Linked DNA regions of Mus musculus: region 2 is linked to region 1. Evidence: chromatin loops called from intact Hi-C (ENCODE). Cell type or tissue: heart. All regions are shown on one strand.

Region 1 (8,000 bases):
GAGCTACGGGACTGATACTGATGCTCTTGGAGGAGTGGATCCCGGGCCTGACCACTGAGACTTGTCCTCTCAGTGATGTGGAGACTTAAGCTGTCTTGGGGCATGGCATATCTCAGGTCACGCAAGTCCCCAAACAGAAAAGGGCAGAGAGGGTGGGAAGCACAATAGAGCCTAGGAGATCGAATATCTTTCCATCCCTTCTGCTCCCTGCACAAGGTTTCCCGAGTCTCCTCTCTCTGTCATCCCACCCCCTACACGCTTTCATCCCTGCCTCTTAATTCTCTTCATTCTCCTTTCTCCATTACTACCCACTCCCACCCCCACCGCGCCCCACATTCCCACAATTTCATCCAGAGATCTGGTCACTATAAGCAATTGGCCAGATTCAACCCCTTGCCAGCTTCCTGAGGGTCCGGAGCCACCCCCTCAAGCTCTCTTGGCACAAGGCCCCGAAGATACTCTTCTGCAACTGCCCAGGCCCCCATCCTCTTTGCAGTGCACCCTTGTTCCCTCCAGCCCCGGGCTGGCTACTGCAGTACTCACGCAGGCAGGCTCTGTCTCCGACTTGGGTCAGGGCTACCCTCCGCTCCCCCTGTGCCCCTTGTCCTGAAATCTGCCGGGTCTTAGGGCAACGGGGGCTCTGAACGCAGAATGCCGATAGCTTGCTTTGCTGCGCCTGGATGGGATCAGGTGGCAGCGTCTGAGTCTGTCCGCTCAGCTCAGCTCAGCTCAGCTATACCCGCCGCCCGTCCCCCATCTCACACCGGGGGCGGGGCGGGGGCGGGGGCCTGGCGGCTCAGAGGAGGGGGAAAAGAAAAAGCAGCAAGAGGAGGGGGACTGCGTAGCTTGCCTGCTGCTGGTGAGCGTTCTCCTGTTGGTATTGGCATCTTTAGATACAGGTATCTTTCCCTTGCAATCTTGTAGAAAGAGCTCAACACCATTGTCCATCAGAAGCGAAAACCGAGGCATGGCTGGGTCCTGTCGGTCACTGGCGCTTCTTGTGGTTGGCTTAGAGGTTCAGGTGCACAAGGAGTCTCCTATATTCCCTCTCTCTCTTCCCCCGTACTTCCCACCTCTACTCGCCTGTCTGGCCCCTTCCCTTCCAGTTTGCCCTCCAGCTCTCCTGAGGCAGAACCTAGAAGTTTACCCAGGCCTGGTCAGGACTCCAGCGTTCTCAGTTCTGACCAGAGCTGCTGTTGATCTGGGGTCTCTGCCAAGGCACCTTGCACTCGGAGTCAGAAACTCCAGTTCATTTCTGGTTTCTGCTTTTATTCCATCTTGGAGTCAAGAGGCAACAGGAGTCAAGAGTCCTGCCACTTCTCAGCACTGAAATGGGCACCTGTTTCCTTGTAGCAGCTCTAATTGAAAGAGCTCCTGGTGGGTGTCTAATAGTGGCACCCCCTACAGCCACATTAGATGCCATGAGACCACAGTTGATTCTAGGGATGGCATGGATGTTGTCTCCTTTATTCTGGGCAAGGAAAGGATCTTCAGGTAGGTTAACCACCCAACTCTGGTACTTTAACAGGGCTGCACTGGTCCCTTCTGGTCTCACACAGCCAATAAGTGGGCATTATGTAAGGATCCTGACTTCAGAGGCAGGGGCACACGGGCATGTCAGCTTCTGTTTTCTTTCAGTCTTTCTCTTTGCAGAGTTTGGTATCCTATCTGCATCCCAGGGCAATCATGAAAAAAAAAAATCATCCTGTTTGGTATGTCCTTTTCTGGCCCTAGTTATATTACCGACCCATCTGCTCTTTTATCTTGCCTTAGAGACCCTGCCCTTCTCCTCCTCCTCTTCCTCCCCCTGGACTCCTCTGGAGTCCTGCCTGAGCATACTGGGGCCTCCAGCCTCAGGTGACCTGTCCGGGGCTCTCTGATTACAGGGAGCAGAGACTTCCTTTGGGTTAAAAATGGTTGTCTGAGTAAGCTGGCAAGCACAAGGAAAAGCCACCGCCGCTCATTCTTTAGTTCTGTCCTTTCCGGCTTTGGTTCCGTCTGCAATCCCAGTGTAGGGTAGTGATGAGAACCCAATGGGGAAGAGTCACCATTTGGGTATAGGTGAAGGGAACAAGAACCGCTTTTACCAGCTGTACTCTATCTGTCTGTCTCAGACCCCACCTTTCCTGCATCCTGCTCACCCCTCCTTTCCAATTACTCCTCCCTTGAGGACAGCTGGTGAAACGGAGGTGGCTAGGAAAAGATCTGAAGCGCGTGGGTGGGAAATGAGACCATTTGTGTTCCTCTCCTTTATTCATCACACACAAACCAAACAGGCTGTCATTGAGAGCGGCAGAACTAGGAGAGGGAAGGAGATAAAATAAATTGGTGGATGTTGGGCAGGCAAGGGTCATGGTGTCTTGCCCCAAGAAAGGTCCTGAGGTTTTTTTGTTTTTCCTACAAGAATATAAAGTCCCCAGGTTAGATACCCCCACCTCCCAACTCATTTATTAGCTGCCTCCTGGATGCTAAATACTTCAAGATAGAAGAAGATCAAGTTCCAGATCCTGTTTGGGGGAATGGAGGTGGGAATAAAGGACAGGAAAGACTTAAAAATGAAACAAAGACAATGGATTAGCTGGCAGCAGTAAGCCCAGTTTTCAAGAAGCAGAGGCAGGAGGATTGCCAAGAGCTAGAGGTTGGCTTGGGCTCGATTTTGTCCCAAGACAGTCTGAACTACATGACTCTTGATCTTCCACTCCATGAAATCGGGTGTGATAGTATATATCTGTAGCCTGCAAAGGATCAGAAGTTCTAGGGTAGCCTGGGCCACATATGGACACATTTGTCTTAAACAACAAAAACCTTGGGGCTTGAGAATTGGTGTTAAGAGCACTGTTGCTTTTGCAGAGGACCTGGGTTCGATTCACAAAAGTGTAACTCCAGTTCCAGATCTGACACTTCTGGCTTCTACAGATACCAGGCATGCAAGCGGTACATATACATATAATAAAACACCTGAAAGGTGGAAAATGTATTAATGAACATTCCTCGAAAGGGGGAAGGAAGCATTTGACAGAGAATACATTTATTTAAGACTTTTTCGAAGGTGCAAAAGGGGATTTTATTTTAGCAGTGCCCTTCCCCCAGGTCAGCAGCTGGAACTCAGCTTGGCGGTCCGTTCCTCCACCGGCTCCGATCCCCTTTCAGCCCATTCAAGCACGCCTGGGCGGGAGTGAGCAGACAAACACTGTTTTATCAGAGCCATCGGCACCAACCTCCCATTCGGGCGCCGGAAAGGAATCTCTATGAGCTCCTAGGAGAAATAAGCACCCAGGTCTCTCATCATTGAAGGGTGTCGGGACAGAAGACTTAGTATGTGTTTGGCCAGGAGAGAAGAAGAATGCATCTGCTCTGGGTAGAGTAAGCTCTTGCAGCCAGGCAGCGGATGTATTACTACTGCTGCATACCGGATGTCATAGCGAGCGTTCGTCCTCTAGATGGCGCATCCGCAAACTACAACTCCCAGAAGGCTCTGCAACCTCCGTTGGCGGCGATTCCTATTCCCCGGTAAGGGAAAGGGCGTGTGTTTGGACCAAGTTCTCTCCAATCACCGCGGGACGTGGATTACGCAACCGGAAGTTTCTGGAAGTAGGCCCGGCGGCTGACCCGAGCTTCCGTGTTGGTCTCGCGCCTTCTTGTGGCTAAGATGGCGGCGGAGCATCCCGAACCTCCCAAAGGAGAGTTGCAGTTGCCACCGCCTCCACCTCCAGGCCACTATGGAGCCTGGGCTGCGCAGGAGCTTCAGGCCAGATTGGCAGAGATAGGAGCGCCGATCCAGGGTGAGGCGCAGAGGCGGTCGAGAGGGGCCCTGCGTGGGCTTGTGGCGAAGTGGAGCTTGGTTACCCAGGAGACCCACGGGGCGGGGGGCGGAGACAGGCCTGTGGGACCTGACCTCGCCAAATTGGCCTGCTCGAGGTGATGCTGACCCCCTGATTCTGTGCTTCGTCCTATAGGGAGTCGCGAGGAGTTAGTAGAGCGGCTGCAGACCTACACCCGTCAGGTGAGTGTTGTCAGTGCAGGCTAGGTCTCACTTTTCCTGGAGGCCTTTAAGACTACTCACGGATGGATCTTCGTTTCTCTTCTCTTCTCTTCTCTTCTCTTCTCTTCTCTTCTCTTCTTTCTTTTTTCTTTTTCTTTTCTTTTTTTTTTTTTTTTTGGTTTTTTTTTTTTTTTTTGAGACAGGGTTTCTCTGTATAGCCCTGGCTGTCCTGGACTCACTCTGTAGACCAGGCTGGCCTGGAACTCAGAAATTCGCCTGCCTCTCCCAAATGCTGGGATTAAAGGCGTGCGCCACCACTCCGCGGCTGGATCTTCGTTTCATATACTTTTTTTGTTTGTTCTTTCGCGATAGGGTTTCTCAGTGTAGCCCTGGCTGGCCTCAAACTTAAGAGATCCTAATGCGTTTGCCTTCCGAGTGCTCCAGCACACCGGGCTAGGTCTTTTTTGTGTACTTCAACGCAGCAAGCCGGCTCTTGACCATTTTGTCAGTTCTTGGTTTTGCTTTATTGTAATTACTTCTACTCCTGTTGCTTTTCTCAGGTTCCAGCCCCAGTCTCTGTCAAGTGGGCACTGGGTACATTTTGTTAAGTAAATAAATGGAAGAGGAGGTTATGTAATGGAATACGTCCTTGTAGTCTGACCTAGAGCTCTCTTTTTTCTTGTAGACGGGCATTGTCCTGAATCGACCAGTTTTGAGAGGAGAAGATGGGGACAAAGCGGCTCCTCCTCCTATGTCAGCACAGGTAAGAGATTGCTTCGAGGATCTTTTCTGCTCAGGATAGCCATGTGTTGAGCTAGCAGATGGGACCGTAAGTTAAGGGTGAGGTCTAAGGAGACAAAATTGTGACCTCTTCACTTCTGATTTAGTGCTGCTACTGTTTTAATCCCCAATGTCTACTCCTCCAAATTTGACTTATCACTCAAGATTCCACTAGAATATCTGGAAATGTTCCTTGATCCTTTCTCAGCTGGAAGTGGTCATGCTTTCTCCTGCCAGGTATAGCTCCCAAAGTTATTGAAACGGTAAAGGATAATGCCCTGACTTGAATAATATACTCCCTGCATCTAGTACAACGTAGATATCCTATGCCTTGGAATGTTGGTTATTACTTTTTTTTTAACTTATTTTTATGTATATAAGTGTTTTGTCTGAATTTGTATTTTGTCCAAGTTTCTACCTGTGCGTCACGTGCATGCAGTGTTTTAGGAGGCCATTGAAGGGCGTTGGGTCATTCTGGGGCTGGAGTTACAGAACTGTGAGCTTCCATCGGGGTGCTGGGAATTGAGCCCTGATATTATAGAAGAGCAGCTCTTAACTGCTTGGCCATCTATCCAGCCCTAGTTCCTATTTCTTTAAGTCCTTTCTGATTCTAGTATTTGTTTCTCTTCCTCTAAAGTTGTGGCTTTGACCTGGAGTTTATTGGTGTGTTTGTGTATGTGTGTTTTGTGAAGTTCCTGTATGGATTTTAGAGGTGTCCTTGTACCTCCTTAAATTGAATGCAAAATGTAATATGAATGTTCCTCATATTTTTTCAGAGAAGCTAATAGCTTTGATCAGTGTGCTAAAGTTAGCATCTTTTGATTCTTTTATGGTGTATTTTCTTGAATCCTACGTCATTAGACTTCAAATTCTAGTATCTGGCTCTTTTGCTAGGTCTCTAGCAAATGCTTATAAATTGAATAAATGCTTTCTAATTCATAGCTGTATTTTTTTCCCCATAGCTGTCTGGGATTCCTATGCCACCACCACCTATGGGACTTCCCCCTCTACAGCCTCCTCCACCACCTCCACCACCTCCACCAGGCCTTGGCCTTGGCTTTCCTATGGCTCACCCACCAAATCTGGGGCCCCCACCACCTCTTCGAGTGGGTGAGCCTGTGGCGCTGTCAGAAGAAGAACGGCTGAAGCTGGCACAGCAGCAGGCAGCTTTGCTGATGCAGCAAGAGGAGCGTGCCAAGCAGGTAGGACAGGTGGAAACCTGTACCTGGGACACATTAGGTCCCTGACGGGGAAATGGAGCCTGAGAAAGCTAGACCCTGAGGCCAAGCCTTTTAGGAAGGTCTTGGTTGAAGACTAGAACGTAGGTATAGTTAGACTCCCAGGAAGCCAGTATTTTGGCAGATTGGCCTGGGCCCTATTGCTGCTAGTGTGAGATTCACTGAAGCAACATGAACTCTTGGGGTACTGGAAGACGGTGATGTTTTTCTCTCTGACTTGACATCTTGCTCTATCCAGAGGATGCCATTTAACATTATTTAATGTCCAAACCAAGATGCTTCATTCAAATTTGCCTTGGAGGCTACCTGATAACCAAATAGGTTCTAGTGCTTCCATCTTTTCTGTAGTCCAGGAGTTAGCACACTATGTGTGCCCTGCTTGTGGATGGCCTATAAACTAAAAATGATTTTTTTTTCAAACTTTGGAGGGTTGTCATTAAAAAAGAAAGAAAACCAAACATTTTAAACCAAGTATATTGTAGAATTCCTATGATAGTAACACATGTAATTTTACTCTTTATCCATTATAGAAAATACTTTGCTGCTAGTTTTTTTTTTTTGTTTGTTTTGTTTTGTTTTGTTTTGTTTTAAAGATGTGTTCATTTATTTTATGTGAAGAAGAGGGCATCAGATCCCATTAAGGATAGCCATGAGCCACCATGTGGTTGCTGGGAATTGAACTCAGGACCTCTGGAAGAGCAGTCAGTGCTCTTACCTGCTGAGCCATCTCTCCAGCCCTTTGCGGCTAGTTTTATGTGTGTTATTTAGGTGGCTTGTGGAGAATGCTGGCATACCATTTGAGTTGAATTTAAACTATGATGGTACAGATTGAGGAATGCTGTAGGGGTGTCCTTCCCCGCATCAGCTTTACCCAGTGGGTGACTCAAGAATATTAGAAAGTAAGCATTAGCCGCTGGCTGGTGGTGGCGCACGCCTTTCATCCCAGCACTTGGGAGGCAGAGGCAGGCAGATCTCTGTAATTTCAAGGCCAGCCTGTTCTACAGAGCAAGTTCTAGGACAGCCAGGACTACACAGAGAAACCCTGTCTGACACAACCAAAAGAAAGGAAAGGGGAAAGGGGAAAAAAAGGGAAAAAAGGGGAAAAAAGGGAAAAAGGGAAAAAAAGGGAGAAAAGGGGAAAAGGGAAAGGGAAAGGAAAGGGAAAGGGAAAGGGGAAAGGAAAGGAAAGGAAAGGAAAGGAAAGGAAAGGGAACATCAAACACAACATGGAAACATAGAGGAAGTGCTGGAAACATAGAGGAAGTGCTGGAAACATAGAGGAAGTGCTGGAAACAGAGGAAGTGCTGGAAACATAGAGGAAGTGCTGGAAACATAGAGGAAGCTCTAAGAAAATGTCTCATGGTTCTTTCTAATGGTTTCATTTTTGTGTATTAAAACTCATTGAAAAGTAGAAATCTCTTCCAGAAACCAGAAACTTCCTAGGCTTTTTCATATTTGTTTTTAGGAACTTTCCATCATGATAAGTTTCTAGTTAACATGCAAACAGGTGTGGGGAAGATGACCACCTCAGTGTCCCTGTTATTCTCCTTCGAAGGAACCCATTTGTCAGGGCTATGCGCCAAATTCTTTTCCAAGCTGAGTCCGCACTTCTTTCTTGTAGGCAGCTGTGTTAATGGAGCAGGAACGGCAGCAGGAGATCGCCAAGATGGGCACTGCAGTCCCTCGGCCGCCTCAGGATATGGGGCAGCTGGGTGTCCGTACTCCTCTGGGGCCTCGCGGTAAGACCCTGGAGTGGAAGGGCAGAGCAAAGAAGTTGTTCTTAAAACGTTTCCTTTATCTCTGTGTGGTGGCACGTGCCTGTAATTCTGCTGCCAAAGCAGCGGCAGAAGGGAAAAGGTGGTCCTAGAATTTATAGTAAATTCAAAGATGTCTGGGCCACTTAAACCTTTTCTTAATTGTTGTTTGCTTTTGTTTTTTCTGTTTTTTCTTTTTTTAAAGATTGATTTATGTGAGTATACTTTAGCTGTCTTCAGACACAG
Region 2 (8,000 bases), 54 kb before region 1:
AGCTTATTCTTGGCCCAAGACCTTTGCAGGATGGAGCAGCACACCTGTAAATGTCATTTCTCCACGAAGTGGGCCTTATATCCCTGTGGAACAGACTGGGGTTAATACCCTAGGACATTGGTGGCATGTGGAAGCTACTCCAGGTGCCACTACTGACCCTTTCTTTCCCTTTGGTCTCATTTCTTGGAAGGAAGAGATGATGGCCACTGCTCTGCAGAGCCACCATGAGAGTGAAATATGTCAGGCCCTGGGACAAAGTATGGCAAGACGCTGGAATTTTCAATTACCGTTCTAGGCCCTTCTTTCTCTCCAAGACTCCAGTTTAGCCAAATGGCCTCAGATTAACTCCCTGAATGATACATTTGTAAAAGAGCCCACCTACCTTGGTGCTCGAGAAGTGATCAGTGTGCTGAAAGGCCCTTGGGCATTGCTAGATTGCATGTTAGGGACTTGTTGGCTTCATTGGCAGTGGACAAGAGGGCAGGGCTCAGTAACCCAGGAACTCATCTACTCTCCATCAGTGTGTGTAGAGGCCAGAACTCAGTAAGTGCCCTTTTCACTTGCGTTCCACCTTATTTTCTGAGACGGGGTCTCTCACTGAATCAGGAGCTCATTAGCTCAGCCAGCCTGGTTGGCCAGAGCTCCTGGAACCAGCCTGTTTTCTGTGTGGGTGCGGAGGATCTGAACTGAGATCCACACGCTGTGTGGCGGGCGCTTTACTACTCAAGCCTTCGCTCAGCCCCTCCAACTGAGGGATTCCTGAGGGAGCTGTAGGAGGTACACGTGGCTGTAACTGAATCCCATGACAGGTGAGCTCAGAGCTGGGGAGGCTTCCTGGCCCCTTGGTTTTGCTTCACTCCCGAGTCCCTTGTGAGCTGTCTTGTTTCTTGTTCTACCCCCTTCCCAGGGTCCCCAACTCAGGGTTTCCAACTCAGGGACCCTGCCTGGTTTAGATCAAGATTGGTGTAGTTATCTTCTAAATTGGTGTCTATGGGCCTGCACCAAACTTGTGGTCTTAAGGTAGTAGTTCTTTGTCTTTGTTTTGGGGGGGGGGAGGGGAGGCTGAGGGGACAACAAAGTCTCATAAGACTCACTATGTATCCTTGGTCTGGGACTCACTATGAACACCAGGCTAGTCTTGAACTCACAGAGCTCTGCCTGCCTCTGCTGCCGAGTGCTGGAATCACAGGTGGGATCCCCTGGGCCTGGCAGTTTGTCTTTCATAGCTGGGCTGTTGGGTGGAGCAAGCTCGTAGCTGGATGGGGAGCGATCACACTCGGGGTCCAGAATCAGTGCGTCACGAGCCTGGCATGCTCAAAGGTCTAGAACTGGAGGAAGAATGTTCCCGGTGCCTGCCTGTAATAGTCACCACAGCGGAGCAATGGCTTCTCAAGTTCTAATCGTCTGCTAGGTGCTGAAAGCAGCCTCTTCTTTCAAGTTCCATTTAGGACCCTCAGGGAGGGCCCGTGAGATGGCCCTCAGTGGTAAAGACGCGTGCTGCCAAGGCTGAAGACCTGGGTTCAAACTTCAGAACCCCCTGGTGGAAAGAGAAAACCAGTTCTGGGAAACTGCGTGTGCACGCTATGGCACGCACACCTCTCTCACCTTCTGCGTGTGCACGCTATGGCACGCACACACACGCACCTCTCCCATGCTGAGGCATGAACATTTCTCTTAAAAAAAAGTAATAAAAAATAGATAAGTAAAGTGGGGAAAAAAAAAAGAAAAGAGGGAAAGTGGCTTTGAGCTAGTCAGAAAACATGAAATAAGATGCCCGGGGAAGGAAACTTTGCCAGGGCAGCCCACGTGCAGCTGCCATGGGGTGGCTGATCTGCTCCTACCCCACTGGATGTCCAGTGTCCTTAGGGATGAGAGTGTGGAACTGTCATTGTCAGTCAGAAGAACAGCTTTAGGAAAAAAGACTTGTCATCCTATTTCCCGTAGGACACCCAGGCCCTGAGTGACTATCCAAAGCCTCCCAGTTAGAAAGATGGCACCTGGCGTGACTCACCCCTCTTCGGAGGCAAGTCTTTCTTTTCAAACTCAGCCTGAGCTAAGAACATAGACAAGAACTTGACCTGGTAGCACAGGCTTGTAATCCCTGCCAGGAGGCTGAAGCTGGGAAGCCACAGACTCAAGGCCTGCAGTCTACAGAGCAAGGGCTTCACGGTCAGCCTGGGTGATCAACAAGTCCCTATCTAGAGATAAGGAGTAAAACGAGGGCTGCATGCCGGGCATGGTGGCGCATGCCTTTAATCCCAGCACTTGGGAGGCAGAGGCAGGCAGATCTCTGAGTACGAGGCCAGCCTGGTCTACATACAGAGTGAGTTCCAGGACAGCCAGGGATACATAGAGAAACCCTGTCTTGAAAACAAAACAAACAAACAAACAAACAAACAAAAAAAACGAGGGCTGCAGGTGAAGTGTTTGCCCAGCATGCATAAGACCCTAGGTTCAAGCCCAGCAAAATGAAATGAGGCTAGGGATATTAGTTGGTAGAGTGCTTGTCTCTAGCACACATGAAGCCCTGCATTCTGTTCTCAGCACCAAATAAAATATGATGGTAATGCTAGCACTTGGAAGGGAGAAGCAGGGAGATCAGGAGTTCAAAGTCATCCTGAGCTATGAAATTCAAGGTCAGCCAGGGACACACAAGATCTTATTTTATAGCACACACACACACACACACACACACGACTTAGGCTCTTCAGTATACTTACTTACTAGGGACCAGTTGAAATCGTTGCACATATTACTTCTCCCTTCTGTGCCATGGCGTCCCACCTCTGCAAAGTGAAAGGGTCAGCCAACCGGGTCCACCATGGCTGTGAGGGACAGTAGTGCCGGCTTGAGTAGTAAGGACTCCTACCCACCCACCGTTTGTTTGCATGGCACCCGGCCTCTCTTAGGCTCTTTACCTGTGTCAGTTCATCGATCCTTATAGCATTTATTTTTCAGAAGAAGAAATGCAGGCTGGGAGTTATAATTTCTCTAAAAATGGCACGATAAGAAAATGGTGGCAATGCCGGATGATAGTGGTGCACACCTTTAATCCCAGCACTCGGGAGGCAGAGGCAGGTGATTTCTGAGTTCGAGACCAGTCTGGTCTACAAAGTGAGTTCCAGGACAGCCAGAGCTACACAGAGAAACCCTGTCTCGAAACAAACAAACAAACAAGAAAGAAAGAGAGAGAGAAAGAAAGAAAGAAAGAAAGAAAGAAAGAAAGAGAAAAGGAAATGATAAAATGATAGCAGTAAGAATGTAACCATATAATTGCTTTTGGCAACTCAAACGTCAGGGCCCTGGTATGAACTGTTCTCTCCCTCCTGGGAGATAGGAATGATAGGCCAGCATCTCTACACGTAGAGGTTCTGGGACCTGTGTGCCATCTCTGGTTCTTACACTGCGTAGGTAGGGGAGGTGCACCCGCCTCCAGGCACCTGCAAGCTGGTCCAGGCTTGCTAAGGAAACAAGCAGGCGTTGGGCGGGGCCGGGAGGGGCCCGCGAAGGCTGTAAAAGCCGCGCAGGATGGAAGTCCAGACACTGAATCCGCGGCTATGGAGCGTCCTCACTTCCCGCTGGCGATGGGCCTTGGCCTGCTCGCATTCTGCCTCCTGACCCTGTCACCTGACGCCCGCGCCGAGCTGCGGAGCCGCAGGACCGGAGAACGCCAGAACTTGTCACCCACCGACCCGCGGGTGCAAAAGGCCGCACAGGCAGCTGTGGCCAGCTACAATATGGGCAGCGACAGCCTCTACTACTTCCGAGACACCAAAGTCATCGATGCAAAATATCAGGTGCGGTGGCTGGGACAGAGGTTGTGGGACAGGTTATGGAACAGAGTGGCTGTGGAGAGGGACAATTTGGAGAGGGACAGGGACAGGGGGACCGAGGACAGGTGACAGGAGACAGGAGATAAACAGAGAGCTGCTTAGCTTGCTACCAAACACAAGGGGGCACTAAAACCAACCATAACCCCCAGACCTTTCTATGAAATACTTCAAAACAAAACAGATTAGTAAAGTCCTCTGGAAGCAGCGCTATCTAACTATCAAAGAAATGCAGGATGCAGCCTCCTTTGGCATAACTAACCTCACTTCCCCAACCTGCCAGGTGGAGTGGAAGGGCCCAGTGTAGGTGCCACATACCATTCACCTTTACAGTCTAGCCGCAGACAGGAGCTCTCCAGCTTCTTGCCCAGCCTAGGGCTCTGCTCACACACAGAAGTTCCTGCCTCCACTCCAGGTCTGAATATGTAGGTCAGAGGGTTGCATTTGCCTGGGAGAGTGGAGACTCTTAGAGGGAGGGAAAGCATAGACACACAGGTTGGACTCCCAGGCATCTCTCACCTGCCCTGTTTGGTTCCCAGCTGGTGGCTGGCATCAAGTACTACCTGACTTTGGACATAGAAAGCACAGAGTGCCGAAAGACCAGAGTCTCTGGAGAACACATGGACCTCACCACCTGCCCTCTGGCTGCAGGGGGGCAGCAGGAGGTAACAGCACCGACCCCATCCCAACCCCATGCAGGGTCTGAGGCCCTTAGCTTGTCTATCCTGACCAGTCTATCTGGTCAGGCAGAAGCCTGGCTCCACCTGTTCGCTTTGGCTCTTGTATGACTCAGGCCAGGGTGGAGTGCAGAAGAGAGACTGGGGATTCCTCGTGGGGTAGGAGTTGCCTGAGATAAACCTGGGAGCATCTCCTGCCTTCTGATTCCATGTTTTGGGACCACTCATGGTCTGTCCCCGGCTCCAGAGAGACGTGGCCGTCAGGGGGGCTGACTTCTGGGAGGAGGAGGTTGCTGCCAACCTCACCCTCCTTGTCCTCTGTGCTTCCCTCTCAGAAACTGCGTTGCAACTTTGAGCTCCTTGAAGTCCCCTGGAAGAACACTACTCAGCTTCTAAAGCATGACTGCGTGCAGGTGTGACCGGCCCCAGGGTGACAGAGTCAGGGCCCCATGGGAACAAGCATGGTGGAGGCGCCTCAGGGCCACGGGCCACGTCTGTTGCAATAAATCTGCAGCTCTGCTTCTTGCACTGCTTTCTCCTGTGTGTTTCACTCACCCTGACCCTCACTCTGCTCCCAGTGACTCTCAGAACCCCACAGCTGACTGGGCACCATGTCCTTACCCTCCAGGGGAGCCCCTACTGATCCCTCTGAGGCAGTACTGAGGGTAGGGTCCTCAGAGGAAGCCCCTCTTCCAGACATTTTCAGTGGTCTCAGAGGAGGAAAGAAAGACACAGAAGATGGATACCGGAGACTAGCTACAGTAGGGATGTCTGTGTGAGCCAGTCCAGCCTCTCTCCCAGGGTTCATGCTGGGACTCCGAGGAGGAGGGTGTCAAAACCTGGGGTCAGGAGGGTCGCAAAGCCTGATGGCTCAGACCAGTGAGTTTTTTAGTGACACAGCTCTTGTTATTGCCCTCAAATGGTGAAGCAGCAAAGAGCACCAGCCAGCGGCTTACAGGGCCCTCATGAGACCTTGCTTGCTTTTAGCAAGGTACATTCTGCGACAGCAGCAAAGCCTTTCATATCTCGGTAGCTGGAATGTTTTTCTTTTTTTCTGAGGAAGGGTTTCTCTGCATAGCCCTAGCTGTCTTAGCACTCACTCTGTAGACCAGGCTGGCCTCAAACTGAGAGGTCCACCTGCCTCCGCCTCCCAAGTGCTGGGATCACAGGCACGCACCATTCCAACTCAGCATGTCTGGAACATTTGACCACATATATATTGGGGGAATGTCAAGTTCTCAGACTACAGCCCTCTAAGGCCCCGACACCAGGCCTTATGGGCATGACTGTGGCTACATGAGGGACCTCCAAGCAGTCTCCAATCCAGTCCAGTCCCCTCATCAGCTAGCTTGTGAAGGGAAGCCCCTATCCTGCTGAACTCTCAGTACCAAACAGTTGTGTAAGATGGCTGCTCAACTCCATGGGCCCTACAGGACTGGGTTTCCAGCTCACAAAGATTCTCGTATGTACTGGCAGCTGGAGGTGACTTTCTCTCCTGAGTTCCTTAGGCCAGAGGTCATGAAGCCAGTACACACCCCTCACATCCTTCCCAGGGGTACTTTCTCAGAGTTTTGCTCTGGGAAAGATTCCTAAATGATCCTGAGCCATGGAGTTCCAGAGGGGACAAGAACTGCTATCCAGGAGGGATCACTCTCACAGGAGGGACAGGGACCAGACAATGTCATGTTGGACTGAAGGAAGCAGGTGTTAGATTCTTTGTAAATTTCTTTGTAGTTGTAATTCTTGTTATACACATGGTCAAACAGTTAGGGGAGGCAGTCCCAGGACCCATTCAGGTGCCTGTGGACATGTCCTGAAGATGCTAGCAACACAGCCTAGAGACAGAAGCAGAGGCACCAGGCAGAATGCACACACATTGGAGAAGCATTAAGTAACCCAGAGATGAGTATACAGCACCCCTCCCTCCAAGCCAGCATTTACATCACATCCAGAAGTCTTGTTCAGATACACCAACATGCATCTAACCTGGGGACAGGCCATAGTCACCAGTTGCTTTGAAGGTGCTAGGCTCAAGCTGGCATCACTGGGGTAGCAGGGAGGGTAACCAGACAGCCACTCTTCACTATCTCACACTTCCTTCCTAAGAAAGGTCTCACACCTAACTTGTTCCTGTCTGACTCTCCCACCCCACTTCTGTGACCTCATGAACACCAGGGCAGCTGGGGTTCCATCTACTGCCTTCAAAGGCCACGTCATGGAGGAAATGGAGGCCGAGTGTCACCTGGGAAACCTGACACACCGAGGGACTGGATTTGATATTGAGAGGGGACTCGCAGCCCTGCTTCTACTGGAACCTGATACCCATGACAGTGCAGTTTGTGCTATGCAGTCACTGCTTGGAAGGTTTCCCAAGTTCCATCAACTAGAAGATACCAAGCATGGAGCCAGTATAGGGCAGGTGACAGGAAATACTTGTTGAATGAATGTGTGAGGGCTAGGGGAGGCAAGAGTCAGGACATCTGTCTCTAGTGGCTTCTCCACCCCTGGAATCAGTGCCCAAATCCCAGATGGTATTTCCTCTGCTTTATGTATTCCTGGGCATGACTAAGCAAGGGTTAGTGAGAGGAGCCTCCACCAAGCGATGCTCTGTCTTAAGTTTCTGGAGAAAGAACTGCTGCCTGGAACAAACCAATGGTGTGTGTGGGTGTTGGTCAAACCACCAGTCTCCAACCTCCACAACCCTCTAGATTGGCCTCTACTAAGAGCAATATGGTTAGAAATGATGGAAGATGGCTGACCCTTGATGGGGAGCCCCTGAGCCAGAACTGAGTTTCACCTCGACTCAATGCTCAGTATAGACAAGAGTCCCATTGTGTCCCACTGTGGACACAGGCTCTGGACATCCTGCCTGGGCTCCGATGAGTCAGACCCTTGGGACTCATCTGAGCCTTAAAGCAGCTGGGCAGAAGTAGCCATTCATTGTCTTTGGCCCTCTCCCAAAAGCAACTGGTCCTTGTCACATGGCCCTGTCTCCATCCACTAGAAGGATAAGAGGCCTTCTCTAGGCCTCCACTAAGGTTGTGCGGCTCACTTCAGTGGGGAAGGTGATGTCAGTGACCTTTAATTTACAGGGGTTTAAAGAATTTTATTTTAATTTAAATGTTTTTGTCTCTGTGTGTGGATTGTACATGTGAGTGCAGTGCCCACGGAGACCAGCGGGTCCTTTAGATCTGAGTTACAGGTGGCTGTAAGCAGTCTGATGTGGGTACTGGGAACTGCACTTGACTCCTTCTGAAGAGCAGGAAGTGATCTTGCCCTCTAAGGTCCAAGCCATCTCCACAGCTCTTCTAGCTCTCTTTTAAACCTCTGGTTCCTTTAAATTATTTGTTTATTTTTGTTTTTTCAAGACAGGGTGTCTGTGTGTAGCTCTGGCTGTTGTGGAACTCATTTTGTAGACCAGACCTCAAACTCAGAGATCCATTTGCCTCTGCCTCCCAAATGCTTGGGTTAAAGGTATGTGCCAATGTACCTG

What was found. A loop is a pair of places that touch in the nucleus more often than their neighbours do. Peaks named below come from ENCODE experiments on the same cell type or tissue, not always from the same donor. Only the 100,000 strongest peaks of a DNase experiment are listed, where the experiment ranks them.
Region 2: a loop joins it to region 1, with 4 times the contacts of the local background. A loop is called at or near these places in 16 of 42 quality-filtered maps.

The regions. Positions count from the first base shown.
Region 1 is chr19:5,291,044-5,299,043 of GRCm38, reverse strand. Sf3b2 (splicing factor 3b, subunit 2) reads left to right here and starts at 3,589. Exons shown (of 21, transcript NM_030109.2): 1 at 3,589-3,782; 2 at 3,957-4,003; 3 at 4,668-4,745; 4 at 5,725-5,964; 5 at 7,622-7,739. The coding sequence starts at 3,650. It overlaps Gal3st3 (galactose-3-O-sulfotransferase 3), which reads right to left and starts at 713. Exons shown (of 3, transcript NM_001024717.2): 1 at 544-713. In heart, a CTCF peak has its summit at 3,440 (motif pointing right); a DNase peak (open chromatin) is centred at 3,543; H3K4me3 peaks cover 3,918 bases; H3K27ac peaks cover 3,687 bases.
Region 2 is chr19:5,344,892-5,352,891 of GRCm38, reverse strand. Cst6 (cystatin E/M) reads left to right here and starts at 3,318. Exons shown (of 3, transcript NM_028623.5): 1 at 3,318-3,797; 2 at 4,370-4,495; 3 at 4,843-8,000. The coding sequence starts at 3,558. The coding sequence ends at 4,926. In heart, CTCF peaks have their summits at 3,952 (motif pointing right) and 7,653; DNase peaks (open chromatin) are centred at 6,881 and 7,421; H3K4me3 peaks cover 856 bases; H3K27me3 peaks cover 720 bases.